2 separate regions of the Homo sapiens genome follow, and region 1 is linked to region 2. A link is an interaction called in ENCODE POLR2A ChIA-PET data of the cell type or tissue named here. Cell type or tissue: Panc1. All regions are shown on one strand. Each heading gives the region's core, and the rest is flanking DNA. Links, peaks and the distances in the headings are about the cores only.

The links. ChIA-PET counts read pairs that join two places held together with the same protein. Peaks named below come from ENCODE experiments on the same cell type or tissue, not always from the same donor. Only the 100,000 strongest peaks of a DNase experiment are listed, where the experiment ranks them.
Region 1: POLR2A ChIA-PET joins it to region 2 with 7 read pairs; 2 of 35 experiments call an interaction of 5 or more read pairs at or near these places.

What each region holds. Positions count from the first base shown.
Region 1 is chr5:79,169,535-79,177,811 of GRCh38, forward strand. It overlaps the pseudogene RNY3P1. Among named protein-coding and RNA genes, the nearest start is that of BHMT, 62 kb to the left of the region's middle. In Panc1, for the core only: no CTCF peak of the experiment used is centred there; a DNase peak (open chromatin) is centred at 4,532.
Region 2 is chr5:78,966,240-78,974,516 of GRCh38, forward strand. It overlaps ARSB (arylsulfatase B), which reads right to left. Exons shown (of 8, transcript NM_000046.5): 2 at 2,767-2,953. Among named protein-coding and RNA genes, the nearest start is that of ARSB, 15 kb to the right of the region's middle. In Panc1, for the core only: no CTCF peak of the experiment used is centred there; no DNase peak of the experiment used is centred there.

The sequences.
Region 1 (8,277 bases), core at 1,421-6,420, 200 kb after region 2:
ATGTCTTTTCAGTTAACTTTTAAACAAGCCCAGCAGGATTGAATTATGTGGTATAATTTTAGGGACATTTCTGCCCAGGTTCATGAGTTTATCCACCTGCTCTAAAACCTGAAAGACCTTGATCAGGAATCAAAGTGATATATGCTGTACTTGGAGACAAAGCTTAAAAGACACATCCTCAAAGGAAAGCAAAAACATTTATTTAAATTCATTATAAAATATTATCTTCCCAGGTGCTCTATTCAATTTCTTCATCACCATCCACACAGAGAGGACTCACAAATTTATATCTCCAGTGCAAGGCTCTGTGTCCTCAGGTTTCAAACTCGATTATACAACTCACAACTTGCCTTGTCCTCCTGGGATTCTCAAAGCCATCCAAACTTAACATGAGTTCATGCTCTCCCCACTCCCCACACTCACTGATACTCCTAACTTGGTTTCTATGGTCCCGTATCCCAGTGAGCTAGTCATCTGGTTGAACAAGCCTGAAAGGCAGAAGTCATCCATGACAGCTCTCTCTCTCCTCCATGCCCACACCATCCCTCAATTCTGTCAGAACTCTCCAGTGTCTTCCATCTTCTCCATATCATTCAGCCAAACTTTGTCTAATTTAATAACCTCCTAACCAGTCTATCTAGAGCCCTTCTAACCCCAGCCACACCTATATAACATATTAGAGCAAAAGCTCATGTTTTTCAAAGGTTAGTCAAGTGAAGCAGTGGGAGTGGAGAAGGAACAAAGAAATCTGTAACTGGTTGTGATCAATTAGTTGTAAACACCACTGCACTCAGACCAGCTGCAAAATTTGTTGTTGTTGTTGTTGTTTTGAGATGGAGTTTCACTCTTGTTGCCCAGGCTGGAGTGCAATGGCGCAGTCTTGGCTCATTGCAACTTCCAATTCCCGGGTTCAAGCAGTCCTCCTGTGTCAGCCTCCCAAGTAGCTGGAAGTATAGGTGCCCGCCACCATGCCTGGCTAATTTTTGTATTTTTAATAGAGACAGGGTTTCACCATGTTGGCCAGGCTGGTCTCGAACTCCTGACCTCAGGTGATCTCCCTGCCTCGGCCTCCCAGAGTGCTGGGATTACAGGCGTGGGCCACCGCACCCGGCCTGCAAAATTTTTAATACATATTATACTCCTTGACCTCCACTATCACAGAAACTTTGCTATATACTGTTTTCTTGACTTAAAACACTATTCCCTCCTTAATAACTCCAACTCCTCCACATTTCTGCTCAAGCATCAGTTTCCCAGAGAAGCTTTTATTGGCTTTTATCACCAGGTCAAATTCCTATCTCCTAGTACTTTGTACAGTCCTTCATAGTGCTCATCAAGTTGGAATCTGACACATATATATGTGTTATTATATCATCTCCCTCACTAGTCTAAGCCATAAAGTCATGGATCATGTGCAGTTTTTTTTCTCCCCACTGCATCCAAACACCTAGCATAGTGTCTGGTACATAGAAGTGGTCAAAAAATATTTACTGAGTAAATAAATGCATAAGTTAAAATATAAATAACCAACATAAAATCCTTTTCCAAGAATAAGTTTTTATGACAGATATCAACCAGCAGAAAAATAAAACATTTTCTAGAATGAAAGAACATATGAAAAATGCCTGGCAGATAATAGGTTCACAATTTTGTAAAAATTCATCTGCTTTATGATTTTCATAGAGCCAATATCTGCAACCTGCCTTTCTATGTATTTATGGAGAGCAGGACCAAAGCAACGTAATTTGCTGCTAGGATGCCAGTACTAAAGTGTTTCTTTTTGTCTGTTCCTGCTTCCTGAACATATTTTGCTTTGTGTAAATTTACTATGACCACACAAAACATATCAGACAAAATGAAAGACAGAGTTGCAAGAATTTCCAACTTGTTAGTTGGGTAGGATGCCTTGGAAAACAAAGTACAGGGCTTCCCACTATATATAACCAACTGTCTAGTCTTAAGGTGAAGATAAATAATATGTTCTAGGAGCTGGGCATGATGGCTCATATTTGTGATCCTAGGACTTTGGGAGGCCAAGGCAGGAGGATCGCTTTAGCCCAGGAGTTTGAGACCAGCCTGGGCAACATAGAGAGACTCAGTCTCTTAAAAAAAAAAAAAAGAATATCTTCTAGAAAAGGAATTATCTTTAAATACTGTACAGATAATTCAGGATTTCAAGTTTAGTTTCCACAGTGTGTGAGTGAGACACTCAAAGGGATAGAAGATGAAATGTTTAATCTGCGTGAGTTCGCTTAAGGACACATCCCAATAAGGAAAAGCTGTGGGGCGTATGATTGTTTTATAAAACAGTGCGAAGAGAATTGTTTGGCACTGTTTGCACATGACAGGCTCACAATTCATTTCTTTAAATATGAAGCCCCAAATCAACCCATCTAAAATTATGTTTCCTACCAAGATTGCTTAGTTACTACACATAGGAATGTGCATAGGCCTGGAGGCAGCACTCTCAGCTCTTCTGAGATAATCAGTTGCTCTTTTATTTACAAGAATCCTGGTCAAGACACTCCATTCCTGTCCCATTTCTCTGCCACTAATTGACTCTGTGGCTGTAACAGGGTCTCAGTTCTTCATGTGTAAATCAAGGAGATTGGATTTTTTTAAGTCCTTAAAGTTCCCTCCAGCTCCCAGTCCTTTGATTCAGGCCTGAATTCTAGCCAGTAGAGTATCAAGCCACCTACACGGTTTGTCGAGTTGCACGAGCATTTAATGAAGAGTTTCCCTACTCTTTGGAAGAGTCTGTTCATAGGAGAAATTTATGCCACCTTAATAAAATGAGCAGAGGAGAAACCTGTTATTTCCTCATAGGTGCATAAGCAGCCCCGAAATGGGAGCTGACTAGAGGGGTGGGCTGGGAGACAGGAGTCTGCAGGGTCAGGCTGCCATGAGGTTGATAGGGAAGTTTTGCCCCACTGGCCAGATTTCTCTTCACTATTGCTGCATGCAGGCTGCTGAGCTCACTGGTGTCACATTCCTCAGCCTTGATCCTCAGGACTCAACCAAAGAATATCAAGATTTCCACAGCACACTTGTCTTTTTTCTTTTAATGGAATGAATGATGCCATACATTTGTCATGTTTATAGAGCAGCCTTCCCTGCATTAAAACACACACACACACACACACACACACACACACACACACACACACATAGATATAGATATAGATATATCCCACTGGAGGCTTTTTATAAAAAAAACAAAACAAAAAACCCACAGATATATCTATTTTAGATAGATAGATAGATAGATAGATAGATAGATAGATAGATATAGATATATAGATATATTCTTCCAAGTAACACTCTGGCAGGATTATCCCACAACAGAAAGTGTCAAAGGCAAAGAGAAATGCCTATACAAGAAGAACTTTTTAAAATAGAAAGCATAGATTCAAACTGCCTCAATCACTGTGGGCTTCCTTCCCTGGCAGAGGAGAGACACTTCCTTCATTCCTTTCCAAATAAAGCACCTTGGCTCTATTCAAGGCTTTACTATGGGCAGGAAGACCAATGGCAACTTCTTGATCTATAGGAAAGTTTTATTTGTTCGACTGACCTACCAGAAAAATATTCTAAATTGAATTACTTTGCCATGTTTTATAGATGATACATAAATTGCCTTGCCCAGGATACTTTTTAAAAAAAAGTTACACAAAACAGAGCATGTCAAAATAATTTTCAAATATAATACCTATAAGATGGCTAAAATGTAGCAAAGTATAATTTGCCTAAGATTGTAATATTATAAATTGAGACATGTACTTGGCTATAATCTACATTTGTCATTTCTTGGACAAACTTTTGGTTAACTCTCTTCTAAATTACGTTTGCCTATGTGTCTTGAATTAAAAAATGGCTTTAATCGTAAATAAACATGAGAAAAAAGTATTTTTCTATTTCGAAAGCCCACAAGGCCGGGCGTGGTGGCTCACATCTGTAATCCCAGCACTTTGGGAAGCCGAGGCGGGTGGTTCACGAGGTCAGGAGTTCAAGACCAGTCTGGCCTATATAGTGAAATCCCGTCTCTACTAAAAATACAAAAAATTAGTCGGGCATGGTGGTGGGTGCCTATAATCCCAGCTACTTAGGATGCTGAGGCAGGAGAATCGCTTGAACCCAGGAGACAGAGGTTGCAGTGAGCGGAGATGACGCCACTGCACTCCAGCCTGGGTGACAGTGCAAGACTCTGTCTCAAAAAAAAAAAAGAAAGCCCACAATATGAACTCATTCTTTCAGTATCCAGTCCTACAACCTCACCTGGAGTATTTTTAGCCTAAGCCAATCTTTCAATATTTACTTTGTGTATGTAAATAACAATGTTCCTGTAAGTAGTGCTACTTACATTCTAAAAAAGCCTTGATTCTAATTGCCCTAGTGTTGTCATTCACGTCTTGAGGGTTCCAGCTCAAGTTTCCTGCGTGACTGGAGGCACCGCCCTCATTCTATTTGATTCATTATGAATAACACAAGGATAATGATGCCTGTAATTACTGACAGTTTGCCACCTTCTTTGAAGTTCCCAAAAGCAAAATGCTCCAAATGTATGCTCATAATTGTTTATTAGTTGGTCAGTTTACAAAGCCAATTTTTGTTTCCTCAAAATTAAATGGCATTTGTTCATTTTTAAAATTTGAGTGACAATGTTTCTAAGTTAAACCCAGGAGGCTGGGCTCAGTGGCTCATGCCTGTAATCCCAGCACTTTGGGAGGCCGAGGTGGGCAGATCACTTGAGGTCAGGAATTCAAGACCAGCCTGGCCAACATGGCGAAACATCGTCTCTACTAAAAACACAAAAATTAGCCAGGTGTGGTGGTGGGTGCCTGTAATCCCAGCTACACGGGAGGCTGAGGCAGGAGAATCGCTTCAACCCAGGAGACCAGGGGGTTGCAGTGAACCAGGATCGCAACACTGCACTCCAGCCTGGGTGACAGAGCTAGACTCTGTCTCAAAAAAAAAAAAACAAAAAAAAAACAAAACAAACCACAGTGTATATGCATGGATACATAAATTGAAAAGTACCATTATTAATGAAAAGTCAGCATGTAACAACTGTTGTTTTAGGATAATTATTACTAATGTTGAAAATAATCAAATCTCACCAAAGAAAAAGAGATTATTTTCCTTATAAGGCAGATTACGTGTCTCAGTGATAGTGATTCAAAAATAATCATTTCAAACTTCTTATCTTAAGATTTTTGAGGATCCAATGTCTAAAGGTCTCTCTGCTCCCTGGCCTTCTCATTTCCTACTATATTATAGATTAAATCTCCTAACATTGCTTTGAAAACCTTTGTCTGGCCTTCCTTCTGATTCTACTTTCCATTTTTTACATAGTAAATTTATTGACAGTTTGATACCTAAAGCTCCATGTCTATTTTAATCTGTCTCCATAGTAACAAAACCAGTGTTTAGTTACATTGGTTTAGTTACATTAAGAACACTGTAGCCAGGCACAGTGGCTCATGCCTGTAATCCCAGCACTTTGGGAGGTCGAGGCAGGGGGATCAACTGAGGTTGGGTGTTCGAGACCATCCTGACCAACATGGAGAAACCCCGTCTCTACTAAAAATACAAAATTAGCCGGGTGTGGTGGCACATGCCTGTAATCCCAGCTACTAGGGAGGCTGAGACAGGAGAATCTCTTGAACCTGGGAGGCGGAGGTTGCGGTGAGCGGAGATCGTGCCATTGCACTCCAGCCTGGGCAACAAGAGCAAAACTCTGTCTCAAAAAAAAAAACAAAAAAAACAACCACACACACACACACGCACACGCACACACTGTAAAACATTAGACCAAAGACAAAAACATAGCCAAGAAGAAACTGTTTTCTAGCACCTACTCTGAGTCAGTCTGGTACATTTGATCTAGATTCCATCATCAACATTTTTGTAACAGAATTAGCTGTGCCCTTTAAATCACCCCTCTTGGAGAAATGACATAAAGTTGATGGTAAAATTGTGCATTATCCTGAAGGACTGCTCAAGATGTAATGGTAAAGACAAATAATTGCCTAGACTAAAATCCAAAGGGAAGACAAATTATGGGATCAAGAGGAGCTTCCCATGACTTGAGCAAAACTATTACTTCCATCAAGGGAGCAATTCCCCTTCCCAGCAGGAAACTCACCGAAATTTCCCTGAGTCACTTGCGAACAATGTTGTTATAAATGTGACATGAACTCTCATCCACAATCATAATCCCATAATTTTTAATGTTAATTTTAAGCCCCCCATGATTATTTCATGGGCCTACAAGTTATCTGGATAAAGACGACAGACTCCAAATGATATTCAGCCAAGTGACAGTAATCCTGAAGAACCCTGCCTGGGACGGCTGACCACCACTGCATAGTTACTTACATGTTTACATGTCAGTTTCCCCAGAACCTATCATTATAATGTTCAGGTGTTGTAACACATCAAATATTACAACAGGAGAGACTGCCAAAGACTTAACGCATGCTACAAAGACACAATCTCCTTGGCAAATGATTCAGACAATTAAAATGACAATAACATCAACAAAGTTGGTAAACCAAACCTAGTGTTAAAAAAAAAAAAATGAAGCTTTACTGTATGGAAAAAGAAAAGATTCTGGCCTAGAATCACAGAACTCTATACAAAGTTGGAAAGTGCCTTAGAGGTCATCCAGTTCAGCTACCCACTTGATGAAGAAATCTATTCTACAAAGTTCTTGACAAGTGGTTATTCAGCCTCTCCTTGTTTATATCCAGCATCCCAATGCAAACTACCGCCACTGAGCCAAAATTTACTTTGCTGAAACTTGCACTCATTGACTCTGTTTTGTAGAGCTTTTAAATCAATTCTGCCACTCCCTTTACTAGTTTAGTTGGGTTTTTAAAAAATACATTATAATAATAATAGCAAGCATTTATTGAATACTTACTATATGCTAAGTATTGGACTGGGTGTTTTTATATGAACTATCTTATTTATTTAGTGATTATGAGCATAAACTCTGGAACCAGATTGTCTGAGTTAGAATTCCAACTCTGCCATTTATTAGCTGTAATCATTGGACAAGTCATTTAACCTGTCTATGCCTCAGTTCCTCAACAATACAAAATAGGGATAAACATAATAATAAGGTCTACCTAGTAGGATTATGAAAATTAAATGCCAGTGTATGTAAAGTGTTTAGAACAGTGCCTAGCATATGATAAAAACTGTAAAAATGTTGTTGTGCTGCTCATTGTTAGTATGATTATTATTATTTGAGACGGAGTCTTGCTCTGTCACCCAGACTGGAGTGCAGTGGCGCGATCTCAGCTCACTGCAACCCCTGCCTCCAGGGTTCAAGTGGTTCTCCTGCCTCAGCCTCCAGAGTAACTGGGACTAAAGGCATGCACCAGTACGCCTGGCTAATTTTTGTATTTTTAGTGGAGATGGGGTTTCACCACGTTGACCAGGCTGGTCTTGAACTCCTGACCTCAGGTGATCCGCCCGCCTTGGCCTCCCAAAGTGCTGGGATTACAGGCGTGAGCCACCATACCTGGCCTATTATTACTCCCATTTTACAGATAAAAAGATTGAGGTTTAGTAAAAAGGTTAGGCAACTTGAGGATGGGATTTTCAATTATCCTTGTTAGATCACATCTGAAATCAGTTTATTACTCAAAGTGTTTGCTATTTATTGTGCATTTGCTATTTTATTTAGCTTTGCACATTAGTCTATTTTCTTTTTTTTTTCTTCTTTTTTTTCAGACAGGGTCTCACTATATTGCCCAGGCCGGTCTTAAACTCCTGAGCTCAAGTGATCCTCCGGCTTCAAAGCCTCCCAGTAGCTGAGATTACAGGCACAGGCCACCAGGCCTGGCTTTAGTCTATTTTTAAACAGATTCAATTCCAGGAACTCTTTCCAGTGTTTGTCCTCCCGTGAAACAAAACAATCTCGCATTAATCTAGAGATGGTACAGGTATGTTTGGAAAACAATATTGCAAAATATATCAACAATCATAAAATTGTTCAAAGCATTTTTTTTGAGACTGAGTCTTGCTGTGTTGCCTAGGCTTGACTGGACTGCAACAGCTGTTCACAGGCACAATCATTGCACACTACAGCCTCGAGCTCTTGGGCTCAAGCAATCGTCCTGCCTCAGTCGCCCAAGTAGCTGGGACTGCAGTCACACACATCTCCATATCCCACTCTCAAAGTCTTAGATTCAATAATATTTCTTATGAAAAGCTATCCTCCAGAAATAATTTAACAAAATGAGTAAGCTACATATTCCCAAATTT
Region 2 (8,277 bases), core at 1,905-6,904:
GGCAAAACTAATACCAAGCAACCATGTGACAATCACATGAAGCTTTTCTTCATAATAATGATTCACAAATTTGAACTTCAATACTGAGCCTAAAGATGATGGCAGCCTATGCTTTTGGGGGAAAAAAATAGAAAATGCTTCTTGAACAACCAAATCTTCTCTGATGCTTTATGTACCAGCTGCATTGAGATATAATTCACATACCACACAAGTCACTCATTTAAAGTGTAAAAGACATTGGTTTCTAGTGTATTCACAGGCTTGTGCAACTATCCCACCATCACCTGATTTTTAGCAAAAGAGCTGAGATGTAACAGTGAGAAGAGCTGTGTGGTCATCATAACCTTCTTGGCTGCAAGTCTCCCTTCAAATGAATTTGGGGTGTGTGTTCATCTAAATCCAGGTTAGGCTTCTTAATTCTCATAAAAGGATATCATTTCTACCTTCTGTCCAGCTGAATTTTTAAGTACCTAACTTGGTTTTAATAAACAATTCAAAATATCTACAGCCCATCCTCTTCCCAGAGTATAGATATTGACTCATCTTTTAGCAAAGGCCTGATTGAAAAATTTCTAAGGATGTACAGGCTGTTTGCTCCTCTAGAATTTCCAAGATGACAAAGTGATCTTACATCAAGTCTAATTTTAACAGCTATTTGAGGTACTGAGAATACATCCGGGTCCATTTAAAAAAAAAAAAAAAAAAGCTAAGATTGAGTAGTGAGGTCTGCTGGTGGACCTGGATGAGAGTGGGGCACACACACCCTCCTGTCTGACATCCTTGCATCTTGATTTTAACCCTGAATCCAATGAGGCATTACAGAGCCATGTGCTTCAGCTGCATTGTTTTGGCCCCCATATAATTACTTTTACTGAATTGCACTTTGGTGCTCTGGCCCTAGCTTGAACAGAAGAAAATACCTCAAAACATCTACAAGAAAACCACCTAACGTATTATTAAAATGACATTTTTAAAGATGTTGTCCACCTTACCTTCTCCTTCTCCCAAAGGAGAAATTTCTGTCAGGCCTAAGAGCCAGAAAATGCTTTTGCTTTTCCTGAACATCTGGTTTCCATTTATCTTGTAAATAATGTAACTCTTATAGTCTTTTCCTTTCTTTCTCCCTCTTCGGACAAATAAATTTCAAATCTCAGGCTGGGCGCGGTGGCTCACACCTGTAATCCCAGCACTTTGGGAGGCCAAGATGGGTGGGTCACGAGGTCAGGAGTTCGAGACCAGCCTGACCAACATGGTGAAACCCTATCTCTACTAAAAATATAAAAATTAGCTGAGCGTGGTGGCACACACCTATAATCCCAGCTACTCAGGAGGCTGAGGCAGGAGAACTGCTTGAACCCGGGAGGCGGAGGTTGCAGTGAGCCGAGATCATGACACAGCACTCCAGCCTGGGCAACAGAGCGAGACTCCGTATATAAAAAAAAAAAAAAAAGAAATTTCAAATATCAGAGATGAATATGAAGACAGCCTAGAGCCATGCAACTTTTCTGTAATTTGATGCCATTAACCTATTCCATCTTTTTCTACTCATCCTGATTATTTAATCCTGTTTAAACTTTCTATGTTCAATATGTGTTCCTTTTTGGCTACGGAGGGTTGTAAATAAATAAATGAACAGATGGGAGGTAGGTAGGTAGCTAAATAGCTAAACAGATAGCTCACTATAAAAAGAACTTGAAAGAAAGATATATAGCTACTGGCAAGATACACAGGTTATTAATTCAGGCACAGGTTATTACAGGTTTAAAGAGGGCATATTTTAAAACAAACTCTAGGTTTCACATTTAGTTTCATAGGGCTATCAAGTTTATAAAATACTTATTATTATTTCTTATTATCCTTCTTATTACCATTTATTTGGCCTCCTCATTTTCCTTTGTTTTTTAAAACCTATCTTCCCCAACTTTGTGATTGCAAAAACAGATTTCACAGGTGGAAGAATGCCAATGGAAGAGTCTTCCCCCACCCCCTTCAAAAAAAAAGGAAAAATTGTGAATACATTCCACAGGGAGAAAAAAACACACCAAACCTTTGTGAAGGAAATATTCATTTTTTATTTTATTATTATTATTATTATTATTATTATTATTATTATTATTATTATTTTTGAGACAGAGTCTTGCTCTGTTGCCCAGGCTAGAGTGCAGTGGCATGATCTCGGCTCACTGCAAGCTCCACCTCCTGGGTTCATGCCCATTCTCCTGCCTCAGCCTCCTGAGTAGCTGGGACTATGGGCAAGTGCCACCATGCCCGGTTAATTTTTTTGTATTTTTAGTAGAGACAGAGTTTCACCGTGTTAGTCAGGATGGTCTCCATCTCCTGACCTCGTGATCCGCCTGCTTCGGCCTCCCAAAGTGCTGGGATTACAGGCGTGAGCCACCGCACCCAGCCTGGAAATATTCTTACATTAGGTTTTGCCAGGCATTAAAAAAATAAAAAATCAATCCATATCCCTTTTTGGTAATAAGGGTCTCTGAGAGTACAGCGGTCTCCAACGTGGATAGTAAACTCTTGCAAGGCCCTAAGGTGGCATTTAGAACTCCAACAAAGGTAATGGGTTTGCCCACCATAAGGTCAGCACAGAGCCCTGTTTACAGAGGTAACATTAGAAAGCAGCCCCATTACAGTGCCGACTGATTCACTCTGTGTTCAAATATCCAGTTCTTTCATTTGATTGCACTTGGGTGTGTTTTATGAGATGGCTGCAGTTAGTCTAAGTTGTTAAAGAAACATGTGCATTTCCATTACCAAAGTAGGTATCAAATCCTCGGCGGGTTGGAAGGCATTCTTTCCGGTACATTCCCAGGTGCCATTTTCCGACCATATGGGTAGTATAACCTGCTTCTTTTAGGAGCTGGGGCAGGAGTTTTTCATCCAGAGGAACACAGCTGGGCTGACAGGGCCAGATTATTTGGTGCTGTAAACCTGTACGGATCTTACAGAGATAAACATAAAATTATAGATTAATGACATTGAAATATTGTGAACAAGCAGATAAAATGGCCTTCTACCTTACTGATCATATCTGTTGACTTGGATGTTTAACTCTATTCCTGTACTGGCTTGAGGATATTTCTGAAAGGCAGAATTCTCTTATTCAAATGAAGTAGTGGACATAAACAGGATTTGAAAGACAAATAAAACCATTCCAACGAACAGATATTTTCAATATTTATCAAGGCACTATGTTAGAAACCATTAACTTGTTACTTTTTGCCTCAAAAAAAGTAGCAATAATATGTGGTGTGAATCTAACAAGAAAAAAGCGTTCCAATTTTGGGCACACAAGAAGTTGGTGTTTGATTAGAAGACACTTCTGTAATCTTCGAAAACTTGGTGATTTTTTTACAAGTGGTTTTGTTTTTGTTTTTGTTTTGAGATGGAGTTTCACTCTTGTTGCCCAGGCTGGAGTGCAATGGCGCAATCTTGGCTCATTGCAACCTCCACCTCCCAGGTTCAAGTGATTCTCCTGCCTCAGCCTCCTGAGTAGCTGGGATTACAGGCGCCCACCACCATACCTAACTAATTTATTTGTATTTTTAGTAGAGACGGGGTTTCACCATGTTGGCCAGGCTGGTCTCGAACTCCTGACCTCAGGTGATCTGCCTGCCTTGGCCTCCCAATGTGTTGGGATTACAGGCTTAAGCCACCGTGCCTGGCTGAGTTATTTAACAGTATAATAAAACGATTATTGCATTTTTTATTCTACTTTATGTAAATCATTATCTCAAAAGAGAGTGTTCAACTTTTTCTTATAAAAAGCGGCCATCTGACTGCTGCTTGGGAGTGGCTCACACAAGTATGCCCAGGGCATAAGGTCCATACAGCAACTAAACTTTAAGCAATGACCACTTCTTAACTTTTGGTGTAATATTGAGTAGAATACCCACAATTATATGAAAAGGATATTAAAATAGCCCTCCCTTTTCCAACTACACATCTTTGTGGGGCCAGATTTTTCTTCAACTTTTACTAAAAATAATATATCATAACAGGTTAAATGCAGAAGCAGATACAACAACCTAGCAAACTTCTATTAGTAGAAAAGATGTACAAAAAATATAAAACAATGCCATTCTTCTCACTTAACTATTTGGTTTTGAAAAATAGAGCTTTTTTCATAAGTTATTTATGTTAATATAGTGGGTTTATTACTATTTTTCATTGAATAAAAAAATTTATAATTTGTTTTAACTTATGGGGCAAATTTTGAATGGTAACAACCCATTTAAATCTATGCTCCCTGGGGTCCTCAATAATTTTTAAGCAAGTGCAAAACCCTAAGACCAAAAAGTTTGAGAACTGATACTCTAATGTCCAACAGTGATCATTGCCATGAGGAAAAGTAAAGAAGGAGAGGGAGACAGTGACAGAGGTGGCACTTGTGATAGAGTGGCAAAAGAAAGCTTCTCTGGGCCAGGCGGGGTGGCTTATCCCTACAATCCCAACACTTTGGGAGGCTAAGGCAGGAGGCTAGCTTGACTCCAGGAATTCCAGACCAGCCTGGGCAACATGCCATGATCTCATCTCTACTAAAAATAAAAATAGAAAAAATTAGCAAGGCATGGTGGCCTGTGCCTGTAGTCCCAGCTACCAAGGAGACTGAGGTGGGAGGATCACTTGAGCCTGGGAGGTCGAGGCTGCAGTGAGCTGTGATCATACCACTGCACTGCACTCCAGCCTGGGCAACAGAGCAAGACCCTGTCTCAAAAAGAGAAAGAAAGAAAGAAACCTTTTCTGAAGAGGAGATATTTGAGCAGTGACCAGAATAAAGTGAGGCAGTGAGACTTGGAGAAATCCGGGGTAAGAGCAATCCAGACCTAAGGAATAAAAACTTCAAAGGCCCTGAGACCTGAGCTTACTAGACAAGTTCAAAAGGCCCGCCCAGAACCCAGTTTGGCCCTGTCACAGCTCTTGTGCTGGTGGGTGCCACTGTAGCCCCTGCTGCGGCATGACAGGGTATCCCTCCTTGTCTACCCAGTCCCACCCTTCCCTAAAACTTAACACCTCCTGCCTCCTTGTCCTGGCTTAGCCAGGGAGATGCTCTTCTTTGTAGAAAGTGGGACTGGGGTCTCAAATTCAACTCTGCACCAGACACCAGCCTTCCCCAGCCCTGGGAGCTCTTGATTTATAGAATAAACAGGCTCTGGGGACACAGGAGGTAAGAGTGCCAGTTCTCAACCCAGGCCACGGCTGGTCCCTTCATCAGCTATAAGGTGGAGAGCAAGAAACTTGTTGCTAACAAATGATTTTTATAAGTGTTTGTGAGTATTTTATTTGCCTTATAATTTAAAGTGGAATAGCATAAGGCTCAGAGGATTAAATCCCATCCTGGCTTTATCACTTATGAGCTTTGTAACCCCGGGCAGTAACTTCATTCAGTAACTCACTAACTTCAATAACTTTAGTAAGTTAGGAATTGCACCTGCTATTGCTTTACTGCATGATCTCTTTCCACATCCTCCTAAAAGAACCACATGGAATATCTTAAGTGTTAAGTTAAAGTGGGTTTATCTTGAGGATGATAGTTAAGTTCACTATCTTGATGTGGTGATGGTTTCACAGGTATATACCTATCAAAGTTTATCGAATTGTATACTTGAAGTGTGTACAGTTCATTGTATGTCAATCATATCTCAATAAAACTGTTTAAAAATAAAAGTGAGTTTAAGTTTCCTACTGAGATTGTTATGCCTCTCCTAGAAATAATTAGACACCTATCTACATTGGGAGATGTGTCAGATACCTTCTGTTTGCCCTTCAAATCCACGCTGCTTTCTCAGTCCTGCTCTCTGCCCTAGGAGGCTGACCTATGAGGATCAAGTCAAAGGACACTTGTCTTCAGGTTTCTGATTGGGCTTAGCCAATGGGGAGCCCTGGCAGGAGTGAGAGGGAAAGAGGAGAGTGCATGGCCTCACCTGACACGCTGCTTAGCCTGGCTACATGAGTCTCTCTACCAAAGGTCACTCTGGAAGCAGACTTCTTTCTCTATCTGCCTCTCTCCTTCTAGGTTCTGGTAATTGGCCCTTCCTTTCTTCTCTTCTGGTCTAGGAGTAGTAACAGCTCCACTGGATTACTACACTATCCCTAGCATTTTGCCCCACACATTCACACCTTTTAAAATGGTCCCTTTGTAAATAAACCCTCCCTAATTTGAATGTGCCACCTCTTTCCAGCTGGGACCCTGAATGATAAGGATGTTATAATATCCAGGCTGGGAAAGGGAAGCATTCCTCTTAGCACATTTGCACGCATACGTACACACACACACACACACACACACACACCCCAAATCAAAGTATTCTTTCCATGGTTAACTCTGGAAGCTTACTGAAGAGAAAATTGACCCTAGGACTCAAAAACTTCATAGCATATAGTATGCTAATTGGCAACCAGGCAGGATAAGTAAAGATAATATTTTATGGAATCCAAAAGCCCCAGTGGAGATAAATGCTCTGCGAAAATTCCCTTAAATGGAAAGCTCATCCATCACATGCAGAGAATTAATTCTGATTGCTAGAAAGCACTGCCAAGAGATGTTGTGTGATTTGGTTTTCCTAAGCCGTGGGCACCAAGCCAGGTGGTCAGCTGAAGCCTTCCTCCATTACTGACAATCATATGGAGCAGGGAATGTGTTCTTTTCAGTTCCTGAGAATTTATTTGACAGAGCATTTTTATGGCATTATTGGGAAGCAGAAGCCAAACCCTGGATGACATCCAAAAACATGTTTTCGGTCTGTTCAAACACTATCTGAAGGAAGGAAGCTGTAATGTGTAGAGAAGCAGTAAACAGGCAAATGCCGAACTGGTTCCAACCCAGCACTTCAGCACAGAACTACAGAGCCACGCCATGCTGCAAGGGGCAGGAAGGCAACCGGGCACCAATAGGAATCAAAAGAAAAAAATAAGGGTGCCCTGATAAACACAACAGAATATAAAACAATTTCATTCTAACACCCATCTGCAATGTCCAAAGAAGTGTGTGTGAATGGAGAAGGTTCTACATGTAATATACGAAAGTCCAAGGGGTTACTTCCCTATCTACCATGTGTGGCTGTCTCCTCTTCATTAAACCAAATCTTCTCTCAAAAAACAACTTCTCCTAAGATTTTACTTGACCATCAAAAATCCTCTCCACAAAGGCAAAAGGTCTGCAAATCCAGTGGAGGACCTGGCTTGTTCTAGGCTCTTTCTGTGACATAACTGAGAGATCCTTATTTACATATTGGTTGCACGTAACAATTTATTTGGTCCAGTGTGTTATTCTGTCTTCTGCACACCTAGGAGTTCCTTGCAGTATAGTCTCATGAGCTTAAAGGAGAAAATCCAATCTCTTGCTGGGGGAGAGGAAGATGGCAGCTCCCATATCAGAATCTCTTTCAACTCCCCTTTCAGAGGTCCAGACAGTCAATTGATTAGTTATCTATATGGGAGTTCAGAGCACAATATTTCAGCTACACTCAAACTCTCCCAAGAGCGAAGCAAACCACTGCTGCACAGAAGGCGATAGATGCTCTTTCTCTCCTCACCTCAACAGTGTTGAGATAATATCCCGTTGAACAGAAGGGAGGTTCTGTCCAGTCAGTCTGGTCTGAGCAAAATGAACTCATATCCTCATGTGCCCACATATGTGTGCAATACCTCCTGCTGCAGTACTTAAAAATTCAGAAAAATGGGCCACTCTACCCCTCCACCTTATACACCAGAGAGCCTATGGGAAGCTTCATGATCAGAACGCAATCACAGAACATGCTGGTGGCAAAGCAGGAGTTCAGAATTTCTAGCCTGTGCCTCGGCCAGTACACAGCAGGTTTTAATCACGGTCAAGTAACACTTGTGCCACCTTAGGGTTTATTCCTGGAGATGCCCAAAGAACAAATGGATAGTGGAAAATCTGCTCCCTCCCCACAGAAGCCATCTGAAAAGCAGTCAGCTGCCCATGCTGCTGAAGCCAAGAGCCTACAGACACGCATTATGTGTGCTAGGGGCCTGGCTTTGCCATCTGGCTTGGCCCTTCAGGACTCGGGCTGCAGAACTGGCCCGTGTCACTGACAGTTTTAAGAGTCTATTTATTTTGGTGTTGATTAGTGAAGAGTGCAAATCTCTGACTAAACCCACAAAGGGATGTTGTTTGTAAAAAAGAATAAACAAGTCAGAAAGGGTTTCAGTGCCTCCCTCTGTTTAAATTATAATTCCAAAGAAAGCCCAAATGGAAAAGGAAGGAAAATATGAAGAAAGCTGAGGGAAAGGAATCTCTCA